2 separate regions of the Homo sapiens genome follow, and region 2 is linked to region 1. A link is an interaction called in ENCODE POLR2A ChIA-PET data of the cell type or tissue named here. Cell type or tissue: Caco-2. All regions are shown on one strand. Each heading gives the region's core, and the rest is flanking DNA. Links, peaks and the distances in the headings are about the cores only. Region 1 overlaps N4BP2L1 (NEDD4 binding protein 2 like 1). Region 2 overlaps FRY (FRY microtubule binding protein).

The links. ChIA-PET counts read pairs that join two places held together with the same protein. Peaks named below come from ENCODE experiments on the same cell type or tissue, not always from the same donor. Only the 100,000 strongest peaks of a DNase experiment are listed, where the experiment ranks them.
Region 2: POLR2A ChIA-PET joins it to region 1 with 5 read pairs; 2 of 35 experiments call an interaction of 5 or more read pairs at or near these places.

The regions. Positions count from the first base shown.
Region 1 is chr13:32,406,400-32,414,668 of GRCh38, reverse strand. It overlaps N4BP2L1 (NEDD4 binding protein 2 like 1), which reads left to right. Exons shown (of 5, transcript NM_052818.3): 2 at 6,897-7,024; 3 at 7,331-7,419. Among named protein-coding and RNA genes, the nearest start is that of N4BP2L1, 18 kb to the left of the region's middle. RefSeq lists an enhancer at 6,487-6,766. In Caco-2, for the core only: no CTCF peak of the experiment used is centred there; no DNase peak of the experiment used is centred there.
Region 2 is chr13:32,238,641-32,246,909 of GRCh38, reverse strand. FRY (FRY microtubule binding protein) reads right to left here. Exons shown (of 61, transcript NM_023037.3): 45 at 7,561-7,658; 46 at 7,029-7,199; 47 at 2,728-2,868. Among named protein-coding and RNA genes, the nearest start is that of ZAR1L, 73 kb to the left of the region's middle. In Caco-2, for the core only: no CTCF peak of the experiment used is centred there; a DNase peak (open chromatin) is centred at 4,099.

The sequences.
Region 1 (8,269 bases), core at 1,777-5,776:
ACTGCTTAGTACTCTTTTAAAAAAATAATAGAATTTATTGGAACAACCAATCTTAGCCAACCATGAGAGGAATCACAAACAAGAAGAAAAGAAAGCCACTGCACCCCGCTAAAATTTAGACTTTTAGAGATTATTACAAACAAAATTAAAAAGCAATTGCTGTACATAATAAAAAATTGACATTCAATAAGAAAGATAAACCTCCTAATAAGGAGGCTTTATTCACCAAAGGACGTGAAAGTGCAGTTCACCAAAGAATATCTCTAAATGATCAGCACACACACACAAACTAATATTGCTGATAATTAAAGAAGTAGGGACAAACTAAATGCCTAACCATAGACCATTGGTTAAGCATTAAATTATTAGTTAAGCATTATGTTATGGCACATCCATAGGAATAAGTATGCCATATCATTAAAAATCATGTCATAGAAGAATATTTTATAAGGTGGGAAATAATTTGCTATGAAAAAATGCTTGGTTAGGCCGGGCACAGTGGCTCACGCCTGTAATCCCAGCACTTTGAGAGGCCTAGGCGGGTGGATCACCTGAGGTCTGGAGTTCAAGACCAGCCTGGCCAACATGGTGAAACCTCGTTGCTACTAAAAATACAAAAATTAGCTGGGCATGGTGGCACATGCCTGTAATCCCAACTACTCAGGAGGCTGAGGCAGGAGAATCGCTTGAACCCAGGAGCTGGAGGCTGGAGTGAGCTGAGATCGCGCCACTGCACTCCAGCCTGGGTGACAGAGTGAGACTCTGTCTCAAAAAAAAAAAAAAAAAAAAAAAGCTTGGTGCAAACTTGGTGTACTCTACATGATGTTCCTCTTCATGTAACAAGAGATAAAATGAAAAGAAATTATATATATATTTCCAGTCCTGGAAAGAAGACCAAAATGTTAATAATTATTTGTAGATGGGGGAATATAGGAACCTCACTCCTTTTTTGCACTTTTTTTGTTTTGTGATCAGAGAAATAGATGTAAAGATTGCTGAGGGAAATGTTGGAGAATTGGATCGGTACATGGGCTCACAGTTTTGTCCCCCATATTAGTTAATATTACAAAGGAAGCAAGATACCTTTCCAGTGGAGAGGTCTGGCTAACACCACCCTTTAGCCAAGTGATCGAACTTAGCATTGAATTTAGCATGGTGGGACAGACTGTCATTATGTGCAATCAGAAGTACACAAACATCACCTCTGTACTTTGCTTTTAAAAAACATTTAATCTGGGTTTAATCACTAGGAAACAACCACACAAACCCAGAATGCAGAACATTCTCATACCAACTAGAGAAACCAAAACAGCATGAGGACAGTTCTAGATTCAAAGACGTTAACCAGACATAATAACCAAGTGCAGTACTTGAAGCTTATGAAAAATATTCTTGAGACCATTGGGGAATTTTTAAAAATTTAAATTTAAAAACCTAACATTAGGCCAGGAGAGGTGGCTCATGCCTGTAATCCCAGCATTTTGGGAGGCCGAGGCAGGTGGATCACCTGAGGTCAGGAATTGGAGACCAGCCTGACCAACGTGGCAAAACCCCATCTCTACTAAAAATACAAAAAAATTAGCTGGGCATGGTGGTGGGCGCCTATAATCCCAGCTTCTTGGGAGGCTGAGGCAAGAGAATTGATTGAACCCGGGAGGTGGAGGTTGCAGTGAGCCGAGATCGTGCCACTGCACTCCAGCCTGGGCGACAGAGTGGGACTCCATCTCTAAATAAACACATAAGTACATAAATGCATAAAAATAAAATAAAATAAAAACCTAACATTAGCTCTTATGAATTAATCACTCTTTCAGGCTCTTTCAGGATGACAGGCCCTGCGGAGTGAGAGCCAGCCCCACCAGATGTGTGAAGGACCTTGCTTAGGGCACTCTGCCTTAATTTTTTAGATGCAATAATGGTATTGTGGTTATGCAGGGAATTGTTCTTATTCTTAAGAGATACTTGATAAAGAATTTAGGAATAAAGTATCGCGATGTATGGAGTTTATCTTTTTTTTTTTTTTTTTTGAGACAGTTGAGACAGAGTTTCGCTCTGTCACCTAGGCTGGAGCTGGAGTGTAGTGGCACGGTCTTGGCTCACTGCAATTTCTGCCTCCTGGGTTCAAGTGATTCTCATGCCTCAGCCTCCTGAGTAGCTGGGATTAAAGGTGTGCACCACCAGTCTGGCTAATGTTTGTTATTTTTAGTAGAGACGGGATTTTGCCGTGTTGGCCAGGCTGGTCTCAAACTCCTGACCTCAAGTGATCCGCCCGTCTTGGCCTCCCAAAGTGCTGGGATTACAAATGTGAGCCACCGCGCCCGGCCTGCAATTTACTTTCATATTGTTCTCCAAAAATATATATAGGAGAGACATAAACTAAGGCAAAATGTGAACATCTGGTGACCATAGATGAAGGGTAAGCAGCGTTCAATATACTGTTTTTCAACTCATTTCCATAGGTTTGTGTATTTTCTAATTAAAAGGTTGTGGCGGGAGAAGTTCAGGTGGAAATAAAAAGGAGAGGGCAAACTATAGGATAAATGAGACTTAAGGGACATGGCAACCAAATACAATGTGGGGATCTTGTTTGGTCCCTGTTGCACGCACACCAACTGGAGGAAAACACTGATGAGACAAGCAGGGAGACTAAACACTGATGGAGTGACTGATGCAATGAAATAGGAAGGACATGAGAGAAGACTGGCCATATGTTGATAACTGGTCATGTGTATATGAGGATCGAGTATATTATTCCATCTACTTTTGCATGCTTGAAAATTTCCCTAGTAAAAAACTGGGCGTCAAGTTAAAATTACATGCAATGTCTGACTTTCTCAGTGAGTGACTGACTGGCTGAAGAGATATCTAAATATATCTCTATGGTTCTCTATTATTAAATAAAGAATTACACAAAAGAATAAGTTGTGAAATCAAGATTAGCCCCTGAGTTTCTCTTATAATAGTGATTTTAAATGAATTTGAGCGGGGGTTGTGGGAGGTGAAGGTTATATGGAATTAATTATCTTTCTATTTTTTCCCTTTTATTTTCATTCTCTCAATTTCCCTAATGCATGAGGCTCCTGACCACCATAAAGATAGAACTGGGGCTTAACCCTCATCACTTCTGAAGCTGATGGAATGGTATTTATTGCTTCCACTTAAGTTTGAGAATCTCAAGATTGTCTATTTAATCAGTTCTTTATTTAGCTAGTAGAGTTTTTATTGTCCTGCCTATTCAACATGCTACTATGGCTGCTAGTGCTAATTTAACATTTAGGTGGAGATAAAACAAGTTTTGAAGTCATTCAGGAAGATCATACAGGCCAAAAAAAAAAAAAAAAAAATCCTTGGCCTTAAAGGTGAAAAACACCCTTAGTTTTGTCTGCCTGTTTGTTAGGAAGAGTATGGAGGCCACAGTCAGATGTGTCTCAGGAAATGATGGATGGTGTTCTTGCCCCATAGTGATCCTGAGCCATTTAGCTTTTACTCTAAGGTAAAATTTTGTGATTAAAAGGGCAGTAGTGTTATGTGCTGTTTTTGTTTTCTAGAAGGAAATAGGATTCAAATAAAACAAAACAAACAGTGAATTGGATACTCATGCCTTAAAGTCTTTTTAAAGGAAATATTATAAAGTATTAACTTCCAATCAATAATATAAACCACAAAGAGGAAAACAAGAGCAGATAAGGGTATGTATATGAAAAGAAAAATTCAAGTCTGAAAATGTTCAAAAACCAAAACAAAACTTGTAAGTAGCAGACTTAATAGGAGAACAAATGAAACCAGATTTAGAAGGGATATCAAATCGGGACCTGAAAGAAAAAAAAAATCTTGGATTCAGTTACCATGGTTGCTTAACTTAGTGTACAGAGGATAAGGGAAATACATTATACACTATTATTTAATCTCTGAACACAACTTTCATTATTTAAATAATATTGATGAAAATAACTTTAAAACTGTACAGTGTTCACAAATATAAAATATACATACCTGAAAATGCATCAGTGCTACCCTTAGATTTTTGTCCTGTCTGTATAATTGTTTGCATCAGAGGTTAAGGTTTGGACTTTCGATGTGCGTATCTTTAAAGAAGTCGAATAACAGACATTCATACGGAAACTATGAGCACTGGTTCATCAAGTCTTCTTTATACTTATCCCTTCCTTCGTGTCACTGGCTTTATCTGTACTAGATTTAAAGTGGCCACATTTTCTTTGCTCTTCCTTCCATCAAGAAGTCTACTTTCCTCGCCCTTCAATGTGGGCCAGCAAAGTGACTCGCTTTGACCAAAAGAATGTGCTGGAGCGCTGGTGAGCAGCTTCTTGTCTTGTTCTCTTTAAATACCGCGGTCTGTGAAGAGACCTGGGTGAGGCTCTTTCAGAAGGATGACAGGCCCTGCGGAGTGAGAGCCAGCACCACCAGACGTGTGAAGGACCCTGCTTAGGGCACTCCGCCCAGCCCCACGTAGTCAGGTGACGCAGCTGCCGCAGGGACCCCGGGCAAGGCCCGCAGATCGGCCCACCTGAGCCCAGCCCAAATTGCCAACACAAAAGAAGTTCATTCCCGCGCCCACACAATAGACTTCCCAGCGTCTGAGAACTATCCACCTTATCCCTTTTATTTTCTATTCTGCCTGAAACACTCCGCATGTCTCCGATGATCTTTGCTCCTCTGACATGGTTTCTGGACCTTGTATGTATTTGATCACTCTTCTCTGGACACGTTCAAGCTGGCCAAATTTCTCTTTAAATTGTGTGGCAGTCAGATTTGAAAACAGTGTTTCAAAGATGATTTGCGTCTTTTAACCCTTAGAGTCTTTCTGCTTTTCCCTGCAGCCCCTTCTCCCCTACAAGCCCTCCAGCACTCGCTTCCTCCTCTCTTTCCTGCCCGTGTGCTCAGCCCCTCCCCCAAGAGGCAGCAGTTTTCTCATCCCTCAGGGACCAAGTCAAACTTGCATCACTCCTTTGCATCACTTTCCCCGGCTCCTGACCCTTTCTCTCAGCGCTTTGCTGGGCCAGCTTTTTCCTCTGTGCGCTGCGCTGGCTGTGCCAGGTCTGACTCCTTTGGCTGGGCCATGAATTCCTTGAAAGCAGCTACTTTCTTTCTGTACCTTAACGCTTCACCTGGCATTTGGCACATGTTAAGTGCTCAATAAATGTTTAATGGGTTGGATAATTAACTAATATTCTTTCGGTATTAAAGTGTATTATCTACTGGCCCGCATTTCCCCGCAAAGCTACCAAGGGAGACTGTCAGATTCCTGTTTAAACAAACATAGTATGTCCACTGAATTTCCTGGTTTGCCACTGTTTAGTTCATTAAAAAAGAAAATGCATTTGGTTTGGAATTTCAGTGATCTATGCTGCCTTCTTTTTAAATGCTATCAAGCTTCTGAAGAATTTTGACAGATATTTAGTTACCATTTCTGGAATGTATATTCACTCGTTTTTGAAAATGGAAGCATTTTACTTTAGTTTTGTCTTTCATCTCCCTCTTAATTCACCGCAGTATCTCAAGGACTACTTGACATGCGCGCTCCGATGTGTTTATTACTGTGGCGTAGAAACAGTCTGGGTTGGTCAATTTGGCCTCATTGTTATTATAACACCATTTTACTTTTGTAAAGTGCCTTACTGGGTACAAAATGTTTTTTCATACTGGCCTCATTTCAGTCTGATTAGAAGCTCTGTTTAATAGGTAGGGATAATTATCTGTGTTTTACAGTTGAGAAAACAAAAGCTCCCAAGCCTGTGGGGGCACCTGAAGTGCTTACTCATCTGTGGCCCCAAGGCCTCATGTTTGTTCTGTTCTTCCTGGATTAAAGATCTTTCTGCTCCATGGAGAAGACCAACAGCAAAAAAGACATTGAATAGCTTTGCTTTCTCTTTGCATTTCCTGCCCTTGTCATTCTCCAACCTTTTTTCCTCCGATTTTTAAATATCTTCTTATTCTGAGCATGGCCATGTGACCATATTTTCTGTTTGTTGGCTGGGTTTGTTTGTCCTCAGTTTTTACAGATGCGGAAAGGAAGCTCAGACACGTCTCCAGTTCTTGCGGAGCATGACATCCACCTTCTGCCAAAAGATAGTACGAGCAAGGATTCAAGTGGAAACATCTTCTCTTTGAAGTTCTTTTGTGCAGAACTGAATAAGCGTATTCATTTTGTTTTGGTTTTGCTTTAAAGGGGAGCTCCATGGTGGTGTTTCTTTTTGCTGTGATATTTCCTACTTAGAGTGGTGGAGGGTAGGAAGGTAGGGGACAGTGGCTCTGTCGCTTTCCTTCTCCTGTTGTGCTTTTCTCCCATTTGGCTCGGGTCATCATTAAAACATAAATATGTTACCTGATAAAGTAGAGCACGTGCATCACTTCCCCACATTTCTCACTAGAATTAGTTTCTCAGATGGGTCCTTACAGAGAACAGAGCTCCAAGGAAATGGGCCAGCTCAGAGTTTAGGGGGCCGAGGGAAGGGCTGCAGCATGGGGGTCTGGCACCCATGGGCAGGTCTTGGGCAGGGGCACTGGTGCCTCGGAGAGGAATGGGCACCGGGATTGGTGCCCAGGAAGAAAGACAGTCACCAGGCCTGCGACTTAGCTTCAGTTTCTTCTTGAGTCAGTTCTTGCCGCTACAGAAGGCAGCGGCAGTGACTGTGCCTCTTAGTTTCAAGGACTGGCAACACACACTGCTGCCTCTCAGCCCTCTCCCATCTCCTGCTAAGGAGTGATGCCTTCTAGACATAATAAACATCTCTCTTTTGAAACTGCATTTTAACAACTCCAAACCTGGTGGTCTCAGAATTATAAACTGCTAAATGTTAGAGATGGAAGGAGATTATTTCTACTGAGACTATACATATATTTAAAACATCTCTCTCTCTCATTTCTCCACTTTCCAGACAATTGCAGCATGACTTTCCCAGGGCCCTGATTTTCAGCACGGATGATTTTTTCTTCAGGGAAGATGGTGCCTATGAGTTCAATCCTGACTTCCTGGAGGAAGCTCATGAATGGAACCAAAAAAGAGGTGACAAATTCCTTCCCAAACTCCTGGGAAACCCTGATGTGCACATAGATTGTAGCTGCTGCAGAATGAATAAATTTTATGGAAGGAGTTTAACCGAAAGTTCTGCCAATTTTTCCCCCAAAACAGAACACCAGAGCATAACCTCCTTAGATTCCAGAGAAAGAAAATTATTGATTGATAGTGGGCTCTGAAGTTGTGTGATGAGGAGATGAGGGCATCCTGTAATAAAAATGACGAATAGAGATTACGCTCACCTTCCCTCTGATTGTTGCATGTTGTTCACTGTTATGTAACATTGTGTTGCAGCAAGAAAAGCAATGAGGAATGGCATATCCCCCATTATTATTGATAATACCAACCTCCACGCCTGGGAAATGAAGCCCTATGCAGTCATGGTAGGAAGAAGTATCATTCTGAATTTTCAGTTATGGACATTTTGTGAGAAAGTTGAAGCATCTGTTCTTTCCTCTTTTTCTGATGTTCCATGATTTCATATTTGCTAACAGTGGTTCTCCCAGGGAGAAGGTAACGAGGTTTTATTTTAGTGTTTCTCTGCTGTTCAATGGCTGAAGTTTGCTGAGATGCTAATCTCACTTGAGGATACAATTTAAAAATAGTCCTTGGCAAATGGTCTTTGGTGTGAATCCTTGATAACTTTTCTGTCTTAATTACTTTCCTACGGCAAGGCATACAGAGAAGCACCCACCGAAATGTTCAGATCAATACTAATACTGAATTAGATGGCGCTCGTAGTGGAGCTACAGGTCACAACAGGACGGTTCTGCCTCTGGTGAGCCGGGAATTTCCACACTGTGTGCTGTTGCTCCCTGGGAGTTCCAGGGCAACAGAATATTTTAGTCTAAAGACAGATTTAGGGCCAGGTGTGGTGGCTCACGCCTGTAATCCCAGCAATTTGGGGGGCCGAGGTGGGCGGATCACTTGAGTCCAGGAGTTCGAGACCAGCCTGGCCACCATGGTGAAAACCCATCTCTACTAAAAATACAAAAATAGCCGGGGCATGGTGGCGGGCGCCTGTAATCCTAGCTACTTGGGAGGCTGAGGCAGGAGAATAGCTTGAACCTGGGAGGCGGAGGTTGCAGTGACCTGAGATCACACCACTGCTCTCCAGCCTGGGTGACAAGAGTGAAATTCCATCTCAAAAAAAGAAAATTAAATAAAAAATAAAAACAGATTTAGGATTAACACTGTAACCTTATTGAGATGGTAGAATGCAAATATAAATAA
Region 2 (8,269 bases), core at 2,325-6,324, 170 kb after region 1:
CTCCATTTGCTTCCTGGGTACCTTGATCTCTGTCTTCAGCCCTCTTTTCTTCTCACTTCTTGTCTTCCTCATTACTTAACTCAGGAATCTGGAAGCCCTTCTTAACCCTTTCTTTCCCTCCCTCCTGGTAATCTGTTCCCTCCACGGCATTCCTGCTGGCACTGGCTCAGCGGCACCCTCTTGGGCCTTGCCTGGACTATCTCAATGGCCCCTTACTGGTGTCTTGGCTTGCAGCCCTTAAGTGCATCAGATCCAGCTAGAGTGATCTTCCTAGAACTCTTCAGACCAAGCCACTTCCCTGACTAAACTCCTTCACAGACTCCCTCTGGTGGACAGGGTGGAGTCCACACTCTTTGAGCATGGCCTGCAAGGGTCATCTCCCCCAGGCTGCTGCTGGAGTTCCCCAAACTTGGCAAGCCCTCTCAGCCTCTGTGCCTTTACTCATGCTATGCCCTCATCCTTGAATACATTTCCCCTCCTTATTGGCATGTCAAATTCCTACTCTTCATTTAAGACTCAGTTTTACCATCTTCGTTTCTCTGACAACCTCCAATCAGACTGTGTGCCGCTCCCATAAAAATATTAGAAACACAGATAAACAAATTTGATGAAAGTTGTTATTATTATTTTTTGCCTGGACTTTGCAGTCAAAGCACATGAAATAAAACATCTATTAAATTCTGCGCAAGGGAAGCCATGGTTTAAATGTGAAATAAGCTACTATTTGAGTTAAGATAAAAAGTATCAGACGTCGCCCGCAGGCCTAAGACAAAATGGACAGCCTCATTAAACAACAAAATGGGGCACACATTCGTAGAAAGGTGTCAACTGACCACCTGTCTCCTGTGAGTGAAGTGAGAAACTGTTAACTGACTGCCTACCCTATGTGGTGTAAGTATGATGCAGCAACGCCACTTGAAAAATGCTTGGAAGTCACTTTCAGCATCAAATAATTTCTGTAAGTAATTTGGTGAAGTAAAGATGGAAAGGAATGTCTAAAATTTATACGGTATATCTTCATCAATGAGCTTCCAGAGAGAACCTAGCATTTGCCCTTGAATCCTACAAGTTACAAAGTACATTCCAGAGAAGAAATAGACAAATACAATATAGAGAAAAGGATGTCTATGCTCTTGAGCTAGGCGCTCTCTACTTAACCCCATCGTGGCCCTGCACTACTCCCATGGCCTGGAGCCTCCCTGCTTTAGTCTGTGGTCATGTGTTTTAGATTAACTTCCAGGCTCTAGAAACTCGTCCTGGTGTGTTTGAGCTATCTTTCCATCTATCTATATTCCTATCTTCCTATTTATCACTGTTGGCCGGGTTGGAGTGCAGTGGTGTGATCACAGTTCACTGTAACCTCAACCTCCTGGGCTCAAGGGAAACTCTCTCCCCAGCCTCCTAAGTAGCTGGGACTATAGGTGTGCACCACCACACCTTGCTGATTTTTAAAATTTTTTTTATTTTTGTAGAGATGGGGTGTCACTTTGTTGCCCAGGCTGGTCTTGAACTCCTGGCCTCAAGCGATCCTCTTGCCTCAGCCTCCCAAAGTGCTGGGATTACAGGATAAGCCACTGCACCTGGCCTTGATATTTATTTTTATTTTCATTAAAATAAATTGTGTTTCTGGTCTTCTCAGAGTACGGCTTTAAGAATCAATCTGGGCTGGACGTGGTGGCTCATGCCTGTAATCCCAGCACTTTGGGAGGCCGAGGCGGTGGATCACGAGGTCAGGAGTTCGAGACCAGCCTGGCCAATATGGTGAAACCCTGTCTCTACTAAAAATACAAAAATTAGCCGGGCGTGGTGGCACACGCCTGTAGTCCCAGCTACTTGGGAGGTTGAGGCAGAAGGATCGCTTGAACCCGGGAGGTGGAGGTTGCAGTGAGCCGAGATTGTGCCACTGCACTCCAGCCTGGACAGAGCGAGACTCAGTTTTGAAAAAAAAAATCAATCTGTAGCTGTTTGGAGATGTCCAAGTATCCTGCCAGGGAGGCTGCCTGGTACAATAAAACAAAGACACTGGCTTTGGATCCAAATACCAGCTCCAGCCTTTACTAACTGAAATCTTGGAGCCAGTCTCTTGGTTTTAAAAATATACATAAAGACTGTTTATTATGGAAATATTAAAATATACACAGAAACCGAGAGACTAGTCTAATGAATCCCTTTGTACTATTCATCAACTATTCACATTTTGTCATCTTGTTTTATTTATCCCCTCAAACAAATGTTTTTTGTTTGTTTGTTGCAGTATTTTCAAGTATATTTCTGCAAGTTTCTTAACCACTCTTCAACTCTAAAGTGACAGTTTTAGCCTTTGAATAATCCTTCACATGTTGAAACACCGGGCCTAGAACCCGGCACATGTGAAAGTTCCTACAGTTCCTTGTCCCCTCTCCTTCTCTGAAACGGGATAAAAAAACCAAGACTCTGCCTCTGCCCTCCAAGTCAGGCGTGTGCTTTCAATACTCAGCCTGTGGCCCCAAGAGGCGGAAATGTGCCTTTTAAAGGCACCGGAGTGTGCCGGGGTCTTGTGCTCTCATTCTCTTCAGAATACTACTCAGGGTGTGGCCAACTCCCACTCTTAACTGCCCTGGCTGTGCCATGGATGTCAAGGAATGAATGAGTGGCCTGGCACCCAGATGGTTTTGTAGCCAAGCTACAGGAAAAGCCTCCATCTTTTTAGAACGACTGGTTGCTTAGTGAAGTTATCCAAGTACTCACTTGCACATATTTTTCAATTGTCTTCAGAACTTCCACATTGAACTGTTTGACAGGAACGACAGAAAGGTCCATGTAGCTGAGAAGACTGTAGATCACCTGGAGCAGGGGCTGCTGCACACTAGGGAGGCCCTTCTCCAGCAGCTGTGGGGGCAAAGTGCGGCTGGAGTCAGTCACACACCAGATCTCCGTATGGAAGGACCCGTGTTTTCCAACACATTTAGGATTGCACATTTCCTTTTTATTTTTTATTTTTTTAGGAGATGGGGTCTTGCTATGTTGCCCAGCCTAGTCTCGAACTCCTGGCCTCAAGAGATCCTCCTGCCTCAGCTCGAAAGTATCTGGGATTATAGGCAAGAGCTACCATGCCTGGCTTGATTGCACATTTCCTTAGGAGGGGAAATAAAATCCTAACTATGAAGAACTGAAGATATTATCAAAATAGACTATATCATGTGTGGAGGTGTAAATATGTAAGTATAAAATTCACATGAGGAAATATTTAAAAACACCTAAAAGGAAAGCATCAGACACCAATTATCAAAAATTACAAATTCAAACAAAAGATAAAATCTGTCAGTTATCAAACTGGCAAAGATTAGAAATTGATAATACTCAGTATTGATGGGGAGATAAAGAAATGAGTATTCTTACATATCAGTGGAAATGTAAATTGGATAGTTTGGCAAATAAGATCAAGAGCAATGAAGAGGTCCATAATCTTTTGACACAGTAATTATACTTTTAGGAATGTTTCTCAAACCAGAGATAGACATTAAGATTTATGTATAAGATTTCACCATAGCATTATTTATAATGGCAAAAAACATACACAAAACAAGAAAGCTTTGTAAGCAATTCAAGTATTGAACGCTAGGGAAATGGATATATAAGTTAACAGCAAACTGTATAATGAAACGTCATGCAGTTAATAGAATGACATTTTTAAAGGCAGTGGAGGATATCAGATAATATTAAGTGGGAAATGAAGGATACACAATTGTCTTTTTAATAGATGATGCCAATATTGACATGAATGTGTGTGTTACATAGAAATAACATTGGAAATAAATTTTAAAATGTTAGTATTGTTTCTCTACAATTCTGGGTAATTTTTCTTTTCTTTTTAAAAACTTTCCTGCAACTTCCAAATTTTGTTATGAATATATACTGCTTTTATAATCATAAAAAATCAATGATATTGACCAAAAGGAAAGCAAAATAAGGAAAACATATATGTGACAGACATCATGATAAAAGTTTACTGTTTAAGATAAAAAGTTGATAGAGATGATCCAACTAAATGTTGAAATTACACAATATTTACGGAGTGGTTAAAACATGAGGAAAGAGCAGGGCGCGGTGGCTCATGCCTGTAATCCCAGCACTTTGGGAGGCTGAGGTGGGTGGATCACCTGAGGTCAGGAGTACAAGACCAGCCTGACCAACATAGTGAAACCCAGTCTCTACTAAAAATACAAAAATTAGCTGGGCGTAGTGGTGGGTGCCTGTAATCCCAGCTACTCGGGAGGGTGAGGCAGGAGAACTGTGTGAACCCAGGAAGTGGAAGTTGCAGTGAGCCAACGTCATGTTGCTGCACTCCAGCCTAGGTGACAAGAGCAAGACTCTGTCTCAAAACAAAACAAAACAAAACAAAAAACATGAGTAAATAATTATGTAAATCTATAATGTGGAAAAATGAATATCTTTACTAGAAAGAAAATACATAAAATAGTTCAAAATTATTAATAAAAAGTGTTAAATTAAAAAATAAATGGAATGACAAAATTTAGTGGGGATACAGGAAAACAAGAATATTTATACACTGTTTATAGTATTACAAATGGGGGGATCTTTATGAAGACCAACTTCTCGAATATGTTGAAGAACTAAATAACATACCCACAATCCATGCCACAGGACTGAATAATTCGACTTCAGGAAATGTAGAGTCATTTGATATTATGTGATAAAAGGATTTTGATAAAATCTATTATTACTTGATCAAATTTCAAATATCATTTGATAAAGATCTACATAACAAGACCATTTGTAATGGAAAAAATTATGAACATTAGCAACAAAAGGGAGATGGTTAAGCAAACTGTGTTACCTTAACCTGATAGACTTCCAGAGTTATTTAAAACAGCACTCTGTGCGCTACCCCAACACATAGAAATATACACACACAGTTAATAATAAGTGAGCAAAGAAGGTTCCAGGGAATACCACAGTGACACAAAATTATATGTATGTGCATAGCCAAGACCTGAAAGAATGTGTAATTGAAACAGAAGTTAATATATATTATATACAGTGGGACCTTGGTTAAGTTCATAATAAATTTTTTGGTGACAATTTTGTGATAAGGGCTGAACAGAACAAATTAGATAACCAATTTTTTTATGGGTAGTAAAAAACACATAACATAAAATTTACCTTTTTAACCATTTTTTTAAAAAGTGTATCAATCTACTTTCCAGACTGCCAGAGTACACTGATACACTTTTTGGTTGTTACAGAAGTACTTAGCTTGGCTAATAAAATCTTCACAAATTCTTTCCACCTGTTTTCTCAAGTACATTCACATTATTATGCAACTATCACCACTATCTACCTCCAGAACTTGTTCATCATCCCAAACTGAAATTCTGTACCCACAAAATAATAATTCTCCACTACGAACTGCCCTGAGTTCCTGGTAACTACTATTCTACATTTTCTCTATAAATGTGCTTAATCTCTGTACCTCATATAAGCAGAATCTTGTCATATTTGTCCTTTTGTCCTCTGGCCTATTTCACTTAGCATAATGTCTTCAAGGTTCACCCACGTGGAAGCACACATCAGAATTTCTTCCTGAATAATACTCCCTTGTATATATATGCTACGTACAATTTGCATTTTTGAAACTTCTTATGGTTACTGAGCCAGACAAATGTTACCTCCTTGCTATCTACACTTCACCTTATTTTAAAGGAGGCAAGGTCTGCCTTTGCAAGCAGAACAAATCAGTTCTCTCAGTACTACTTCTGTGCTGAGGTGTGTGTGTGCTTGCTTAGTTAACTCTTGCAGGGACAGGTATGACCAGATGACTATTAAAACCAGCAAGGTGGTACTTATGAGAGGTTCCTTAAAATGTCAGAGATGTGGATGTGGAAATAGCAAGTGAATCCTGGGCTGCTGACAGTCTGAACACAGGTCACACATTACTGATCTGTATTGCAAGTCAAAATCCTGCACGATCAACTATAAATGTTGATGGATGGGGCATCTCTCCTCTGCTAGGTAGATGCTTTCAGGCTTGTGGAGCCTTTGAGAAAATGGCTGATTTTTAACCTATCTGGCATCTGGATTGATGATATAAATAAAAGAAAAACTAGGATAGATTGTCCTCATCTCTTCTGAAAGGTGCTAGTGATAGCTATGAATGCGTATCACAAAGGAAAAAGCAACACTGAAAATGCTAAAACAACGTAGCGATTACCAGTCATTTGCCTTATAGATTTCATGACCTTGTGTAATAAACTTGTTGGAGACTGAAGATGCTAAACGGAATACATTTCATCTCTTGCCCAACAATATTCTATGTATTTCTAGCACCAACGTACACAGAGGTCAGTGTAGGGTTTGTAATGAATATACTAGAAACACGTTGGTATGATGACAAAGTACCATTCCAGTTTTAAAAACAAACATAAAAGGCGAGAATAAAGTTTATTTCAGAATGTATGCTTTGATAATTAGATCAAACAACCATTAAACATATCAAGCCACAAGGTAACTCCTTAAATAAGATTTGAACACCCAGCGTAATTAGGATAAAAATTTCTGATCTGTGCCGTGTACTGACAGGTGTTACCATAATAAACAGAAGGAGTTTAAGCTTTGGAGGCAGCTATATCTAGGTTTAAAGGCTGACTCTGCTGCTTTAAACTTGTGAAAAATTATTTAACCTGGCTGAGCCTCAGATCTGTATGATATTATCTACATCACTGTGCTGTTGTGAGATTTTAAAATGATTCCATTAGCATGTATTATAATATTTAATAGGCACACACTATATGGAAGTTAAGAGTATACTGAGTGTATTATCAATTTTATGCAAATAATTTACCCTTGGAAGCTATAATAGATTTTATCCTTCATTTCAAAGCTTACCTCTGGCAGGGAATGGTGGCCCACGCCTGTAATCCTAGCACTCTGGGAGGCGAAGGCAGGAGGACTGCTTGAGCCCAAGAGTTGAGATCAGCCTGGGCAACATAATGAGACCCTGTCTCAAAAAACAAAAAAAAAAAGCTTACCTCTGCCAGGTAGGTAACCATATTCAAGGTAATGTCAGCATATGCTTCATGAAGGTATCGACAGACCACATTGACCCACGTGGCACAGTCCCTCGTGTAGCTGTGCGTTTTATAAAGAGTCATGACATGTGCAAGATTTGAAAGTTTGGGGTTCTTCTCTTCTAAACAAACCTTTTAAAATAAAAAAATCAATTAGGAATAAAATAGCCCAATGAATAGGAAGAAATGTTAGCAATTTTACTATAAGCTCTGGCCATCTGGAAAGTAGATTGATACACTTTTTGGTAATTACAGGAAATACTTAGCTTGGCTAATATAATTTTCACAAATTCTTCCCACCTGCATTCTCAAGAATGAAAGCAAGCAAGACAATTTGCATCAGCCACCCCTATATTTCCATTACTGTGATATTAGTTATTATTTCCAGTTTTTGAGAAAATCACTGCCATCTCTGGGCCTTGTAATTTGCCTGACACTAGGGCGTCCTGAAGGCCTCTATGGATCTGCCTGAGTGTGGAACTGTAACTCATACCTGAGCAATCCTTTCGGCTATATCCTTACAGAACTGATTGGGATTTTCAAAATGCTGAATCAGCTGAGGCAGGAGACACAAGACATTCAGTGGAAACCCTGGATTAGAGAAGATACAATGGAGATAGCTGAATATGGTATATTTTAGCTGTTAACAGTGGGAAGGCATGTTACAGATTTTTATACTGAGGTGATGCAAAAGCAGTTTTTTGAATCAGCTTAAACATGATCTAACACAAAATCTATGAAAAATGCACAACCACAATTGCACCAGTTACAAAGAAGACAGTAAAGTAGATCTGCGATTTTAAGATGCAGTGATTATCTTGCACTGGACTATTGTGAATAAGGATGGCTGGCCCAGATGTTTTTGGCGCAGATTGAACTGAGCCAAACTGAGTACTAGTTTGAAATTTTTATCAAAAAAACATATTTTAAGAAAAACTGGTGTGAGAGGACATAGGCCAACCAATTTAAGTCTTAGTCATGTAATTGAAAAGACTCTTTAAAATAAGGAATGGCTTAGTCCCTCTCTGTTAAGCGATAGCTTCATGAAATGAATTCTGGGTCACATGCCATGGCATTAAAAATCTGGTTTGTTGGCTGGGCATGGTGGCTCACACCTGTAATCCAAGGACTTTGAGAGTCTGAGGCGGGTGGATCACAAGGTCAAGATATCGAGACCATCCTGGCCGACATGGTGAAACCCC